Regions from separate parts of the Homo sapiens genome. Here all the other regions are linked to region 5. A link is a contact called in ENCODE Hi-C or POLR2A ChIA-PET data. All regions are on one chromosome and are shown on one strand. The core of a region is the stretch at or near the end of the contact, and the rest is flanking DNA. Distances in the headings are between cores, read along the strand shown. Region 1 overlaps RDH12 (retinol dehydrogenase 12). Region 2 overlaps TTC9 (tetratricopeptide repeat domain 9). Region 3 holds the start of RDH11 (retinol dehydrogenase 11). Region 4 holds the start of PIGH (phosphatidylinositol glycan anchor biosynthesis class H). Region 5 holds the start of ZFP36L1 (ZFP36 ring finger protein like 1).

Evidence for each region. A loop is a pair of places that touch in the nucleus more often than their neighbours do. ChIA-PET counts read pairs that join two places held with the same protein, here RNA polymerase II (POLR2A). Pooled maps may share reads with other maps.
Region 1: POLR2A ChIA-PET joins it to region 5 with 15 read pairs in WTC11. The contact joins the enhancer-like site here to the promoter of ZFP36L1 in region 5. POLR2A ChIA-PET finds 5 or more read pairs at or near these places in 3 of 52 experiments (H1, Panc1 and WTC11).
Region 2: a pooled map shows a loop between it and region 5 (12-fold over the local background). The contact joins the enhancer-like site here to the promoter of ZFP36L1 in region 5. A Hi-C loop is called at or near these places in 8 of 50 pooled maps. POLR2A ChIA-PET finds 5 or more read pairs at or near these places in 2 of 52 experiments (activated CD4-positive, alpha-beta T cell and activated naive CD4-positive, alpha-beta T cell).
Region 3: a loop to region 5 is called in a pooled map, with 6 times the contacts of the local background. The contact joins the promoter of RDH11 here to the promoter of ZFP36L1 in region 5. A Hi-C loop is called at or near these places in 2 of 37 single-sample maps with no recorded cell type and 7 of 50 pooled maps. POLR2A ChIA-PET finds 5 or more read pairs at or near these places in 3 of 52 experiments (CD8-positive, alpha-beta memory T cell, PC-3 and WTC11).
Region 4: a pooled map shows a loop between it and region 5 (9-fold over the local background). The contact joins the promoter of PIGH here to the promoter of ZFP36L1 in region 5. A Hi-C loop is called at or near these places in 1 of 37 single-sample maps with no recorded cell type and 7 of 50 pooled maps. POLR2A ChIA-PET finds 5 or more read pairs at or near these places in 2 of 52 experiments (BJ and HepG2).

Annotation. Positions count from the first base shown.
Region 1 is chr14:67,728,098-67,730,801 of GRCh38, forward strand. RDH12 (retinol dehydrogenase 12) reads left to right here. Exons shown (of 9, transcript NM_152443.3): 8 at 1,094-1,283. It also overlaps a transcript of GPHN not described here and a transcript of ZFYVE26 not described here. Among named protein-coding and RNA genes, the nearest start is that of RDH12, 28 kb to the left of the region's middle. RefSeq lists an enhancer at 1,096-1,726. Within about 2 kb of position 1,299, at least 5 of the 41 ENCODE cell types and tissues checked have a DNase peak (open chromatin) inside an H3K27ac peak, as active enhancers do.
Region 2 is chr14:70,660,169-70,662,868 of GRCh38, forward strand. The region is part of intron 1 of TTC9 (tetratricopeptide repeat domain 9); the gene reads left to right. Among named protein-coding and RNA genes, the nearest start is that of TTC9, 20 kb to the left of the region's middle. Within about 2 kb of position 1,428, at least 8 of the 41 ENCODE cell types and tissues checked have a DNase peak (open chromatin) inside an H3K27ac peak, as active enhancers do.
Region 3 is chr14:67,694,446-67,697,145 of GRCh38, forward strand. It overlaps RDH11 (retinol dehydrogenase 11), which reads right to left and starts at 1,319. Exons shown (of 7, transcript NM_016026.4): 1 at 1,185-1,319. The coding sequence starts at 1,258. It also overlaps a transcript of GPHN not described here. RefSeq lists a silencer at 427-486 and enhancers at 836-1,472, 1,517-1,566, 1,587-1,636.
Region 4 is chr14:67,599,018-67,601,732 of GRCh38, forward strand. PIGH (phosphatidylinositol glycan anchor biosynthesis class H) reads right to left here and starts at 1,251. Exons shown (of 4, transcript NM_004569.5): 1 at 1,007-1,251. The coding sequence starts at 1,186. It also overlaps a transcript of GPHN not described here. RefSeq lists an enhancer at 929-1,248.
Region 5 is chr14:68,791,704-68,794,403 of GRCh38, forward strand. It overlaps ZFP36L1 (ZFP36 ring finger protein like 1), which reads right to left and starts at 1,364. Exons shown (of 2, transcript NM_004926.4): 1 at 1,179-1,364. The coding sequence starts at 1,235. RefSeq lists silencers at 1,522-1,591, 1,612-1,811.

The sequences.
Region 1 (2,704 bases), core at 49-2,548, 1.1 Mb before region 5:
GATTCTGTGCTCTCCTGGAGCACTGGGTGAGCTGCTGGCTCTGACATCTGCGGATCTAGGGGTCCATTTGTTACAGTGAATAAGCCAGAGTTTGGGAACAATGATCTTCACTTCCAGAATGCCTACAGTAGAAGAAGACGGTAATCATAAAAATAAACAATAACTATTACAATAATAATTGAGAGGTTTATGTGTGCCATGTACTACACATCTTAACTCATTTAATACTTGCAACATTCCTGTGAGGTGGGTGCTATTATTTTCCCCCACTCTAAATATGAAAAGACAGGCACTGACAGATTAAGAAATTTGCCCAAGGAAGGTTCCTAGCTGAGCCAGGATTCAAATGCAGACAGTCCATTCCATGTTTTTAACTTTACATCAGAGTTCAGACCTTGGCCCTGCACCCTGCCAGGTATAACCTTAGGCAATTTACTTAAACTTTCTGTGACTTAGTTTTCTTTGTTGTAAATGGGTATCATAACATAATATTCTATTTTACAAGCCTCTTTAAGAATTAAATGAAATAATACATTTAAAGCATGTTGTATGGCCCTGGCACATAATTGGTACTGAAAAATAGTGACCGCACCAGGGATATCTTGTGGGGGGGGGGTGTTAATCCCCCACAATCTGCATCACCATCCCTCAATCTATACCTCATGAAATGTGCTTGCCAGGCAAATGCAGCTCAAAATAAAGTCCTACCCACCACCTTCCAATCAGATCGCTACCCCTAAACTCCTCCTTTAGAAATGATAAAGATACCACTGTCAATGATTGATACTACTCACTACATGTTGTCATGTTTATTAGTAGTACTAAAGCCACAGTATAAAAACGACATTGAAATAGAAGGACCTCGAACCAGGCACTCCTTTTGGAACATAGAAGGCTGAGAAGGCTATAGATCTTTCTGAAAGATCAATTCATTCCTGTTCAAATTCCGCCTGGCCAGGAGTGGTACCTGCTGAATCCTGGGGTTATGTTTCCTGAGTCCCTCCTTCTCACTTGTGTATTTTGCTGCAGGAGATAAGCTGTTTTCCTGGGCTCAGAGTGTGTCCCTGATCTAATTGTGCCCTCTTTGTCCCAGGCACCGGGGTCACCACCTACGCAGTGCACCCAGGCGTCGTCCGCTCTGAGCTGGTCCGGCACTCCTCCCTGCTCTGCCTGCTCTGGCGGCTCTTCTCCCCCTTTGTCAAGACGGCACGGGAGGGGGCGCAGACCAGCCTGCACTGCGCCCTGGCTGAGGGCCTGGAGCCCCTGAGTGGCAAGTACTTCAGGTGTGTGAAGGCAATGCGGTTCTCTCCACCACCTGTGTGCATGGGAGGTGCCGGACTCGCTGGGCTGTTCATCCTGAGAAGCTGAGTTTGTGCCTGATGATGCAATCCAGGTTTGGGTTGGGCCTGCAAACAGAATGCCGTTGCTTTGTTAAGGAAACTTACAGTACAAACTTATGTGTTGGGAAGAGTTGCTTTTCTGGCTTTATTTTATACTCGTGTGCCGCTTTTCCATGAAAACTTTGCAGCTTTCTGAAAGCTTTTAAAGAAGACTGTCGCTGTTGGTTATGCCATGGAGATCTGGATCGTTTTTCTCCTTCTTTAAGCTTTTGGCTCACTTGATTCATGAATTTTTAAATACCAATTAGCACAAAGTGCTAGGGGAACGTCCTCTCTCTTCGGTGTGAACTCTGTCCCTCAATGCTGCCAAGATTGGCACTATCTGTTGAAATATAGAAGTAGAAATTTTAGTGCTGAATCTTATCATGAACTCAATGAGCAACTAGAGTCTGGGAGTAAAGGGAAGCCCAGGGTGAAATCTCTTTCCCATTCCATGACAGAATCCAGCCCTGTCTGCTCTGTTGTCCCGCTTTGTTCAAGGCTTTTCATCAGTGCAGTATTTATTCCGTGAAGCACTGGAAATAGTCTTAGTGTCTGATGAGAGGGGAATGGATAAGTGATAATAGCTAATGTTGCTTGAGTTTTTATAATGTGTTTGGTACTCAGTTCTGAGTGTGTAATGTGTATTAATTCATATAATCATCACAACCCTGCGAGGCAGGTAATATTACCCCAAGTTTTCACATGAAACTGAGGCGCAAGATAATTAAGAAACTTGCTCAAAGTCATATAGCTTATAAGTGGTAGATCTGGGATTTACGCCCTGGCAATCTGGCTCTAGAGCTGTGCCATTCAGTATGGTAGCCACTAGCCACATGTTGCTATTGAGCACTTGAAATATGGCTAGTCCAGATTGAGATGCACTGTAAGTGTACAGTGCATACCAGATTTTTGAAGACATACAGGTTGAGCATCACAAATCTGAAAATTCGGAGTCCGGAATATTTCAGTAAGCATTTCCTTTGAGTTGCATGTTGCTGCTAAAAATGTTTTGGATTTCAGAGTATTTCGGGTTTTAGATTTTTGGGGTTTGAGATGCTCAGCTGGTAAGTACAATGCAAATATTTCATAATTCAAATAAATGTAAAATCCTAAATACTTCTGATCCCAAGCATTTTTTTTTGAGATGGATTTTCACTCTTGTCACTCAGGCTGGAGGGCAATGGCTTGATCTTGGCTCACTGCAACTTCAGCCTCCTGGGTTCAAGCGATTCTCCTGACTCAGCCTCCTGAGTAGCTGGGATTACAGGTGCCCGCCACCACACCTGACTAGTTTTTGTATTTTTAGTCGAGATGGGCTTTCA
Region 2 (2,700 bases), core at 178-2,677, 1.9 Mb after region 5:
TTATTCTCCAGGGGAATATTTCAAATCACTAACAAGAGAAGTATCCAAATGTCACAAGTTGACAGCGTAACAGAGAACAATTATTTGCACACATGTGCAGATTTCCAGCTCTAGGACTTGGCCATCTGATACCTGTCTGCCCTTGTGGGTAGTGGGTGAAAATCTACTTTAGATAGAAAATCTACTTTAAATTACGCTGTAGCTTTGTTTATGTACCACATATTGTATATAGGACTCAAGATGGAAATTTTCTCCAATTCATGTACACATTGCTGGGCAAACCATATTTGATAAGTGACTTTCTAAAGAACTAGTATTTATGAGAATCCATTTTTGTCCCAGCACTGTGAGAAGCATGTAATGTGCATTAATTATCTCATTTCATCATCATAAGCGTTCCCCCAAAGTTCCTATTTAACATGGGAAGAATAAGACCCAGGGTGATCATATAACTCGCCCTCGGGCCTGTGCTAGTGAGTGGCAGAGCTCAGATTCCAGCTCAAGACTGCATCTCTAGACCCAGCATTAGTCTTCAGCCAGGGCACCCAGAGCTGGTACAATACTGTTTGCCTATTTGGTTTGGTTATGATCTATACCAGTCATTCAATATTCTTAATATCAGCTCTGTCCAGATCCCAAACTTCTTCCACTTTACTACTATGTCATTGCTTCTTGAAATAAATTTGAAAGCAAATCAAATAATTTGGCAAACTTTTGGGAAAATTTTCCCCTAGGAACCCAATGGCCATTTCCTGGGCCCATCTCACAAAGCAGTGACTAGCAAGGTATATTAGTTTCCTAAGGCTGCTGTAATATCACACACTGGGTGACTTAAAATAACAGAAATTCATTGTCTTGTCATTCTAGAGGCTAGAAGTGAAACATCAAGGTGTCGGCAGGGTTGGTTCCCTCTGAGGGCTGTGAGGAAGAATCTGTTCCAAGCCTCTCTCCTAACTTCTGGTAGCCCCAGGCACTCACTGGCTTTGTAGATAGCCGTCTTCCTAGATCTTATTGCATCATCTTTCCACTCTGTATCTGTCTCTGTGTCCAAATTTCTCCTTTTTATAAGGACACTAGTCAAATTGGATTAGGGCCCATTCTAACTATTTCATTTTAACTTGATCATCTCTGCAAAGACCCTGTCTCCAAATAAAGTGACATTCTTAGGTACTGAGGGTGAGGACTGTAACGTATCCTGTACAAATGGATACGGTGCAACCCCAAACAGTGAGGCAGCCTTGTAGAGTAGGTTCTTCCTTCTCGCTGCTGGCCCCAGATGGGTCTGGTCTTCCTTCCATTTAGCCCATGTTTCCCTTCTGTTCAGCAGGTAAAAGCAAACTATAGTGAGTTAGCTATAAGAAGAAAACCAGTGATTGCATGAACTTGTTCTTCCTTTCATCTGGTTTCCCTTTATCTCATGCCAGTGGGTGGCGTTTTGCCCTGCATGCACCAGGAAACACAAAAACAAAACAGGTGCCAGAGTGAGGAGAACTCAACATGCTTTAGCCTGAGGTCTCAGCGTGGTTGCTGGGGGGAACATCACACTTAGGATTTTCCGTCTGTGTGCATGAGTGTCGCGGGGGCTCTTTGAGTAGCTGATTCTCTATTTGCTAAACACGACCCCTCTGTGGGCCTCAGAAGGCCTGCCAATTCTTTTCGTAAGATCACACCCTAACCGCCTAAGGCTGGCAGTGGAGGAATCTGTACTTGGGAGGGGTGGTTGGAGATTTGCAGCTTCAATTCTTGTCCCCCAGATTTGCCTTTCTCTTGTAAGTTCACTGGCCACCTCTGCTATCACCCTGTTTGGCTCAAGGAAGGCTGTTTCTCCTCTAGCACTTCTTCCCACGCCTTGATAGAGGCTTGTCTTCATTCTCCACAATTTGGCTGATTCCAGGCCACTGCATTTATTCAGCCTTTTCAGAAGACCCAAAGGCCAGAAAGTTAATAATATTTCTTTCAATGGAGCCTCTAGATATGGTTGTCTGAGAGCTCAGGCCCTTTGCCATGCATCTTCCACCCTGTACCTCTTCTGCTGCCAAGTGACTACATCTTTGAATCCAAGTATATCCACAGAGTCCAGGCCAGGCTCCCTTGCCAGTCAGTCCAAAACCTACCTTTCCAACTCAACAGCCTCCTCTGCTCATGATGACTAATGGTGGAGATGTTTACTCCCTTCAGGGAAGGTCTCACCCCAGTGCCATGACTTGGGAAGACCCACATCAGAACATAATCCAATCTCTATGCCAAAAAAAAAAAAAAAAAAAATCCACACAGCAGGAATCTAATTGTTGTCTTACAGAAGCCCTCTTGATCACTGCTTTACCAGTCTGATTGTCCTCCCCAACAAAAGATACCTGACCTTGATTAATAGGGAGAAAGGAAATCCTTTTGAAGAGGAGCCAGTGAAACAATTTTGTCCTTCTATTAAGTGGCAAACATTTGTATTTAGAGGCTGTTAGATCTGAAAGGACGGTAGAGATCATTTAGTGAAATTTAGATCTCTCATTTTGCAGATGCCCAGAAAGGGAAAGTAATTTTCATAATGTTGGCTAGTGGCAAAGATGGGACTAGAATCCAGCTCTTATGATTCCTAGTTCAGTGCTCTTTAAAATACCGATGCATGCCAAATGGCAGAGTATAGAGACTGTGACATGATAATCCTTAATTCAAACAGAGACCAGGTCACCACAACATGGAGAA
Region 3 (2,700 bases), core at 69-2,568, 1.1 Mb before region 5:
ATATATACACACACACACACATATATATATATACACACACACACATATATATATATATATACACACATATATTTTTTTTTTTTCCAGAAAAATCCCTCTGGGGTATGAGCACTATTTTCAGTTCTGGTTCAACTTTTCATTGAGATTCTATGTGGATAAGAGGATCTTGTAGTGAAAAAAAGATAAAAAGCAGTGTTTTCATCTGAGTGTGAGAAACCATGTGTGCCTAGAGGTGGGAGAACTGAGTGTTCAGAAGGCAGAAAAAATATAACTGGAAGAGGGGCACCAGAGAAGGAAGAGAAAATAAAAATAAAAGAAGGAAAGTAGGTGACTGTGGTAAGAAATGACTGTGATCTGGCCTGGCTTCAAGTTCTATTGGGACTAAGACCGCCCACCTGGGGAAGGAGTGTGTCTGTCTATTCAGTCACTGGTCCGTCACCACTGGTGATTTACTTAGAACCAATAAGCAGGCTGCCGGTTTTACAGCCCGCTGCTGATTCACTGGGGCACTTGGCCAGCCTTGGGCTGATTGATCTATCACCTGGTCAATACCTTCCCACCATTCTCCCAGCCCTCACCGCCCCAGTACCCTAGCTCCTAACTCAGATCCCCCGTGCTCCTGCTCGCAAGGCAGGATAGAGCTCATAACCAAACACTCTTCCTTTTCACTTTTCTCCTTTACAACATCCGCCCACAGAACAAGCGATTGTAACAGCAACGAGAGAGCAAGGATGGGGCCGCAGATGTTACGATTGCTATCAGTTTCAGAGGGCGAAATGTGGAATCGCTCCTTTGTACCTCGAAGGCTGGTTTAAGGCGTGGGGAATAAGGGGAAAACAGCGTCGGGCCATATCCCATTGAAGAGTCCGAAACTCAAGCGTTTGAGGTAGCCTTACCCTCGGGATTCCCTGGAGCCAGAATCAGGGGGTGCTTAGACAAAAGAAAAACAGGCCAGGGAAAAGCAGTGTGCCCCGGACTGCCGCCCTTTCTCACCGCCTGGGGTCTCGGGTGTCCTCCTGGCACCCAGGACAGCTGGACCTCGCCTCCAACCCACCGAACTCTGGGCTCCGCCATCTTGGAGCCCCCCCAGGGGAGTTTTCCAAGAAAGCTTTGGTGGGGATTCTATGTTTCCCTCCCGCCCCGCAACAAGAATTCTCAAGAGAAGGCAATACATTTGCACAGACCTGATTTGGGGCGCAGCCATATACAGAAGGAAGGGCAGAAGGAGGAGCAACAGCGGGAACATGAGCTCAACCATCTCTGCCGGCTGCAGCGGCACCAGAGCGGGATGCTCCAGCGTTGCTCGCCGACTATGGCTTCTCTTTCTAGACACGCCCCAATTCAAATTGCGACAGCCCGGGGAGCAGACCTTCTGGGAAATGTAGTCCAGAGCTTGACAGCCTCAGGCTGGCTACGTGGGAGCGCTGCCGCCAACGCTGGCAGAAGTTGAATTATACATCGCTAATCCCCAACCATCTAGGGCTTAGGGCCTGTGGGATCATTCACCCAGCTCTCAGTTATTTTTTCTGCCTTCTGAATACTCAGTTCTCCCACCTCTAGGCACACATGGTTTCTCACACTCAGATGAAAACACTGCTTTTTATCTTTTTTTCACTACAAGATCCTCTTATCCACATAGAATCTCAATGAAAAGTTGAACCAGAACTGAAAATAGTGCTCATACCCCAGAGGGATTTTTCTGGAAAAAAAAAAGTATACACTATAGGAATAGTACACTTATTCCTATAGTGTACTAGGCACCGCGGTGTTTGTGAAATCTCTGCAGTCCTCTATCTCCCCAGACCCAAGTCCAGTGCCTGGTTCAGTTTTCCCCAATCCTGGTTAGGCAGTTACCGCACTGTTTCTCCTGGAGATCAGATGTTGGCGTCTGGGAAATGAAAGGCGGATTAGACAGGAGAGGAGCGGTCCGAAGTCTGACAGTTGGGAAGGTGGGGGAATGTAAACCCTTCCTCCTCGAGGATTCCTTTTTCCAGAGAAGAGGAAGCAATAAGTCCTTGAAGACATTCTCAGGAGAATCACTTTATTGTGTCTATCTTGAATTATGGTGGCAACTATCATGATTTTTCTAGTGTTTGAGTGTTCATTGATAATAGAATATCGTCTTCCTGATGGCTTGGGTCACATACATTAACTCCCAGGGTAGCAATGAATATCTCAGATTGGCACAGTTGGTTTTGCCAACTCGTGAAAGTATTTAATCCTGTCTTGAATTAAGGCCATGAATATGTTCTCTGTGAATAAATAGGTTCCCTGTTCAATAGTTTCTTTCATCTGAGGCCTATTTCCTGGGGGTGAAAGTGGAGGGTGTTTTAACCAATCAATATCTGTCTGTGATTCCTTAATTGTACCCAGTAATATTTTCTGGTCCTTTTGCATAATTTCCATTTGGTTAAAAGACACGGGTTCCAATGAACTAATATATTTTATAGCAAATTGGAGAAGAGAGGGTTTCCTTCACACAATACTAATTCCTACCAATTTAACATTAGATTACCTAGCAATCATCACATTTTGTCACATTCTCATTATTGTGTTACCTAATATTTGTATTGGGTTTTATAACTTTATAAAAGCCTTTCATTTGTTTTGTTCCTTATTCAGTCATTCACGCATTTGACAAACATTTATGGCATTCCTATAGTGTACTAGGCACTGTGCTGATGTCCAGCAGGAAGCCAG
Region 4 (2,715 bases), core at 1-2,500, 1.2 Mb before region 5:
CATACGGTTTAGATAGTTAGATAGTTTCCTGCAATTAGGGCAGTCTTAATTCTGCATATTTCTATGCTAAATTACCATGCTCTGAAACACGCTTTGACAGCAAAAAAGCGAATGGATGCAGTAATGGAAACAATATCCAAGTTACAAAAATAAATAGCCCTGCTGTACTTAGCTCTGATTAGATCACTTCTGGGATAATACATTCAATTCAGGCACTACATATGAAACTAGAACTTATCCTGAAAATTAGGATAATTCTTTTTATTTGAGAGCTGTCACAAAGTTACTGCATTTAACCCTCACAATATCATGAAGCTGGTATGGCAGGCATGAATTCTATTTTAGAGATGTAGAAAATTGAGGCTCAGAGAAAACAGGAATGAATCTGGAAATTGAGCACAGCTATCACACACGTCCAAAATTTCATAAACCTTTAGAAAGTACTTGAAATTGGGGAAGGGTTTGGGAGGAGGGAGGGTTAAAAAACTCCCTTGAAAAACAGAGATTAGGAAGAACTATAACACTCTATCTATACACACAGATAAACACACACACTTGTGGAGGCAAAGACAGTTTGTGGAAGTCTACGTAAAGTATTGTTAGCAGTACTACTTTGAGGAGCAGAAGGGATGGACGAGGAAGACCCACTTAGTAGTTCCTTGAACTCTTGGAATTAAATTACTGCGCGCCTATACTACATAGAACACATGGCAGTTAAAGTTTTAGGCCGTCGCGCAAGAACTAGATGTATGCTGAGTGAACCCACGGAGCAGAGCACAGCCACGGAAGGGGAATGTACTATCCAGGAGCACACATTTCACTAAACGTCATTTAAAGAGCTGTCCAGCAGCGGAATATCGTCCCCAGAACCCGTGAGTTCCCGCCCTCCTGTCCTATCACTGTAGGAGGGGCCGACCAGAGGTCCGGGCTCGACCAAAGACCCCAAAGACCCTCCCAAAGCCGAACCCCCTCCTTCGAGCGCGGGGAGGGGCCGACTTGCCATTACCTCGCAGAGGGTGAAGAGTCCGTAGGCCGCCAGCCACACCGTGCAGGTGACAGCGGTGAGCGAACGCAGCGAGAGCCGAGGGCAGCTGAGGCAGAATTCCCGGCAGGACGGGGAGTAGTAGCGGCGCTGCAGCGCCAGGCGGCCGCCGCAGATATCCGAAAAGCTCCGCTCATCCTCCATGACGCCCCCACTCGGCCGCCCGCACCGCGCGGCGCTGCACTGCGCTCGCCGGCCCTGGCCGTCTCGCCCGCTCCAGACCCGCTTCCGGCAGCCGCGTCACCACGCCCCGCCCTAAGCCTGCGCAGCCTCAGTTGCGCGCCGAGAGCTCTGCTGGGGGCTGATGGTTGTGCGTTCTTCCGGGCCGGCCTTGACTGTCTTCGAAAAAACCTCGTCGGGGCAATAGTTAAGTGGAAAGATTAAAATCGTTTTTAGACCGGGCGCGTTGACTCAGGCCTGTAGTCCAGCACTGGGAGGCCAAGGCGGGAGGATCGCTTGAGCCTGGGAGGTCGAGGTTGCAGTGAGCGGAGATCATGCCCCTGCTCTCTAGCCTGTGCGAGAGAGCAAGACCCTGTCTCAAAACAAACCCACAGTTTGTTTTTGTTTTGAGACGGAATGGCGCGACGTCGGCTCACTGCAACCTGCTTCCCCCGGGTTCAAGCGATTCTCCTGCCTAAGCCTCCTGAGTAGCTGGGATTACAGGCGCGCGCCACCACGCCCTGCTGATTTTTGTATTTTTAGTAGAGACAGGTTTCACCATGTTGGCCAGGTTGGTCTCAAACTCCTGACCTCAGGTGATTCGCCCGCCTCGGCCTCCCGAAGTGCTGGGATTACAGGCGTGAGCCACCGCACCCAGCCCAAACCCACAGTTTTAATCATGCTTTTGCTTGGCAAGCCGATTTCTCTAAGCCAGAGTGAGCCGCAAGGAGAGCCCACGGGTATTCATTTCACTTACTCTTTTCCTGTGCCGGGTAGTTTGAGGTGCTTGAGGATGCAGCAGTGAACGATGTTGATGACAGTCTCTGCCCTCGGGCAGCTTCCTTTCTAGTAGGAGACAATATGGAAATAAGAGAGTATCGTTGGCAATACTATGCTGACTGGCAGGGATGGACTGAGGACTTTACATAGGGCAGTCAGGCGAAGTCTCTAAGTAAGAGGACACTGAGTTACAAGGGTGACGAGCCAGACAGGACTGAAGGAGCTCTGGAGGAGGAATTTGCCAGAAAGAAAGACCAGGAAAGGCAAACCCCTCGAAGTTGGAACAAGCTTGGCTTAATGAAATAATCAAAAGGCGAGAAAGGTTGGTGTGTGGGGAAAACAGTTGGAAGCTGGGGAGGCAGGTAGGGGTCAGATCCAAGAGGGTCTTGTAGGGTCTGGTAAGGAGTTTGGATTTCACTGCCTGGGAGTTCTGTCTCCCAAATGACTGCTTGGACCGTGGTAGACAGGCAAGACCTGGCTGGGAATTAAGCAGGAGCGGGAGATGCAGAAGAAATGGATAATAAAATTACTAAACTCATGAGTAATAGTGGCCTATGAGTTCCATTTTTACTTCTGATGTGGCCCAGGAGTGGCTATGTGGACTGTCAAAACACTTGTGATGGGCTGGGCATGGTGGCACATGCCTGTAATCTCAGCACTTTGGGAGGCTGAGGAGGGCAGATCACTTGGGTCAGGAGTTCAAGATCAGCCTGGCCAACATGGTGAAACCATCT
Region 5 (2,700 bases), core at 114-2,613:
GAGAAAAGAAGGAAGAAATGTTGGGGAGCGCTGGCAGCCGGGCTGGCAAGTGGAGTTTGGGAATGTGCAGGGAGGGAAGGAAGCTGAAAAATTCAAACTTTTTAAATGCTACTCTTCAGCTCCTCGGCGTCCCTGCACCCCAACCCTGCAGCCCTGGGGCGTTGGCAGCTGCACCAACAGGAGCAGCAAGCTGGGAAAACAGAGCAACATGACCCGACGTGTTAAGAGAAGGCAAAACACTTCAGCAATTAAAAAGTAGCCCAGCAGCTTCACCCTTTCAAATTGGGAGGGGGAGGTTGGAAAGAAATTTAACAACATCCATAGACTTTTGCTATGTACATTTAAACCGCAGTCCTGGAACATTCCGAGTTTAAAACTTGCTTTTTCAACACTGGCTGACAAGCAACATGTTTTAAGGAGCCCCCCATTAAATCCTTACTCGCGGGACTCTCGAGTTCAAGCCAGCATTTTGTCGCCACCTCCCCCCCCAACCCCGCCCGCAATCGATGAGCCGCAATGCCTCGGCAACACAGGTAAGCGGGTCAACCTGAATGCCTCTTTCACCCCAAAGTTTGCTGCACGATCGGCTATCGCGGGAAGAAGCCCAACGGAGCTAGGGCGGACTCAAGCCCCACTGCAAACTTGTTCTGCAACATCTTTTTGAATCACAACTTGGCCTTTCTTCCTCGCATATCCCCAGCTCCCCCCAAAGAGTGGAGGAAAACATTGTCCCGAGACTCACTTCCCCGAGGGACCTCCCACTCCCAACCCCACGGGTGGGTAATGCCGCTGGACAGACCTAGGGCGCAGACTGGGAACCCGATCAGACCAGCAAACCTGGGATCCAGCAGCACGTTACGTAAAACAGGATCGCCCAAAACTTGTCCCAATCCCAGCCCTCCCCCCGAAGCCCCCGGGCTGCCCTGCCAGGCAAACTTCGCCCCTCAAAACCCTGGCCTCCAGATTCACATGTAATCCCCGCCAGCAACTGTTGAAACTCAAAGGGTGGGAAGGACGGGGCCAAATTCCTTCAAACTTGGGAGAAATGCCGGAGGAGAAAAGAATCATCTCGCTGCACCACTTTCCCCATTGCCTTCCAAGACCCAAACTTTTGGGGGTTCTTTCTTAAGGCAAAAGAAAAAGACTTTTTGAAAAGCAAATGCTCCGCCCCCCTTTACCTTGCATAAAACTTCGCTCAAGTCGAAGATGGTGGCAGACACGAGGGTGGTGGTCATCCTGTGCGTTCGCGCGAGCCAGGGGCGAGGATCTGGTGTGTCGCGAAGGTCCCGGTGCGGGGAAGGCGCAGCCTCTCCTGTCTGGAGTCCCACACGCCAGTTCCCGGCGCCCCTCGCCTTTCTGACTCCGGGCTGGGGCGCGCAAAGCCCAATTTATAAAGTTCAGATTTGGTGGGCCGGGGGGAGGAGGAGCTTTAAACTTATTTAAATGAGGAAGAGGAGGAAAAAGAAGTTGATTGACACTGGAGTTGAATCAGCCATGCGGTCAGGCGGGGAGGGGGGGCAGGGGGAGGAGAAGAAACTTTCAAAAGGAAGAAGGGGGAGGGGAGACGAGAAAAGAAGGCGGAAAAAAAAAACCCCACTGTGAGCCGCGCACAACTTTTTTTTTTTTTTCTTTAAGAGGAAAAGTTTCAAGTCGGCTGACTTCCCTACCCGGCGCTTCAGGCGCCCCCTCTCCGGGGCCGCGCGGGCGCAGAGCGGGAGGGGCGCGCCCCCTCCTTTGTCAGCCTCAGAGCGCGGCTGTGACGTCACTCATTCCACTCCCTCCGGGGTTCTTGTTGTCATGTTGTTGTTTTTTGTTGGGCAGGAAGGCGGGCTCGACTTTCTCTTTTTGCCAGCGGGAGCTGAAGCCCGTCCTTAGCGCCCGGGCCGCGGTTTCCATCTTGAGCTGGCGGTCTCCTTGAAACTTCCCCAAGTGTCTGCACAACTTACCTTTTCCCGACTTCTCTTCGACACTCGGCTCCCTTCGGCAAACCGGGCAGGCCGAGGACATTAGAAATTTGGGACGCACAGAATGTTCAAGCCTAGGATTTTATGTTGCTGTTTTTTTTCCAGCGGGGCGTAGGGTGGGGCGCGCTGCTGGGGGGACTAGGGAAACTTTTTCCCCAGGAGGACATGGTCTGGCGGGGGCGAGCGCGGCACAATTTAGTGCGCCGCACGCGTCGACACTCGCGCTCGCTTTGCAGCCGGCGCTCTCCGGGTGTGGGCGGGTGGGGGGCGCCGCAAAAAAAGACCACAACCCGGGACGATTGTTTGTTTTACCAGGCCTAGGCGTGCCGTTTCTTTTCACGCATCCAATCTTTAAACTTTTTAGTCAAGAAAACCCTAATCCTTCCTGAATGCCCCTTCCTCCCAGAAAAAGCCCACCGAGCAACTCACTACTTTCCACGCGCGCTCCGAATTCTGGGCGGCGCCACAACCCTCCCTCCTCCTCCATCCTCCCCACACACACCTCAAGACTCTAGAACAATGAAAAAAGGTTACTTTGGTAAGAATGAAGGTAAAGAGGTGGAGGGAGGCGGCACTTTTAACTTATTGTTGCTTCTCTCTCGCCCCCACCGGAGTGGAACATATGGCTTGTCACGCTGCGCCGTTTTGGCGGGAGGTGGAGAGGGGGACATGGGAGCCACGAAACCGAAGGGCCCGCAATGGAGCATGACTCCCTTGAAAATGATAAAATATATAC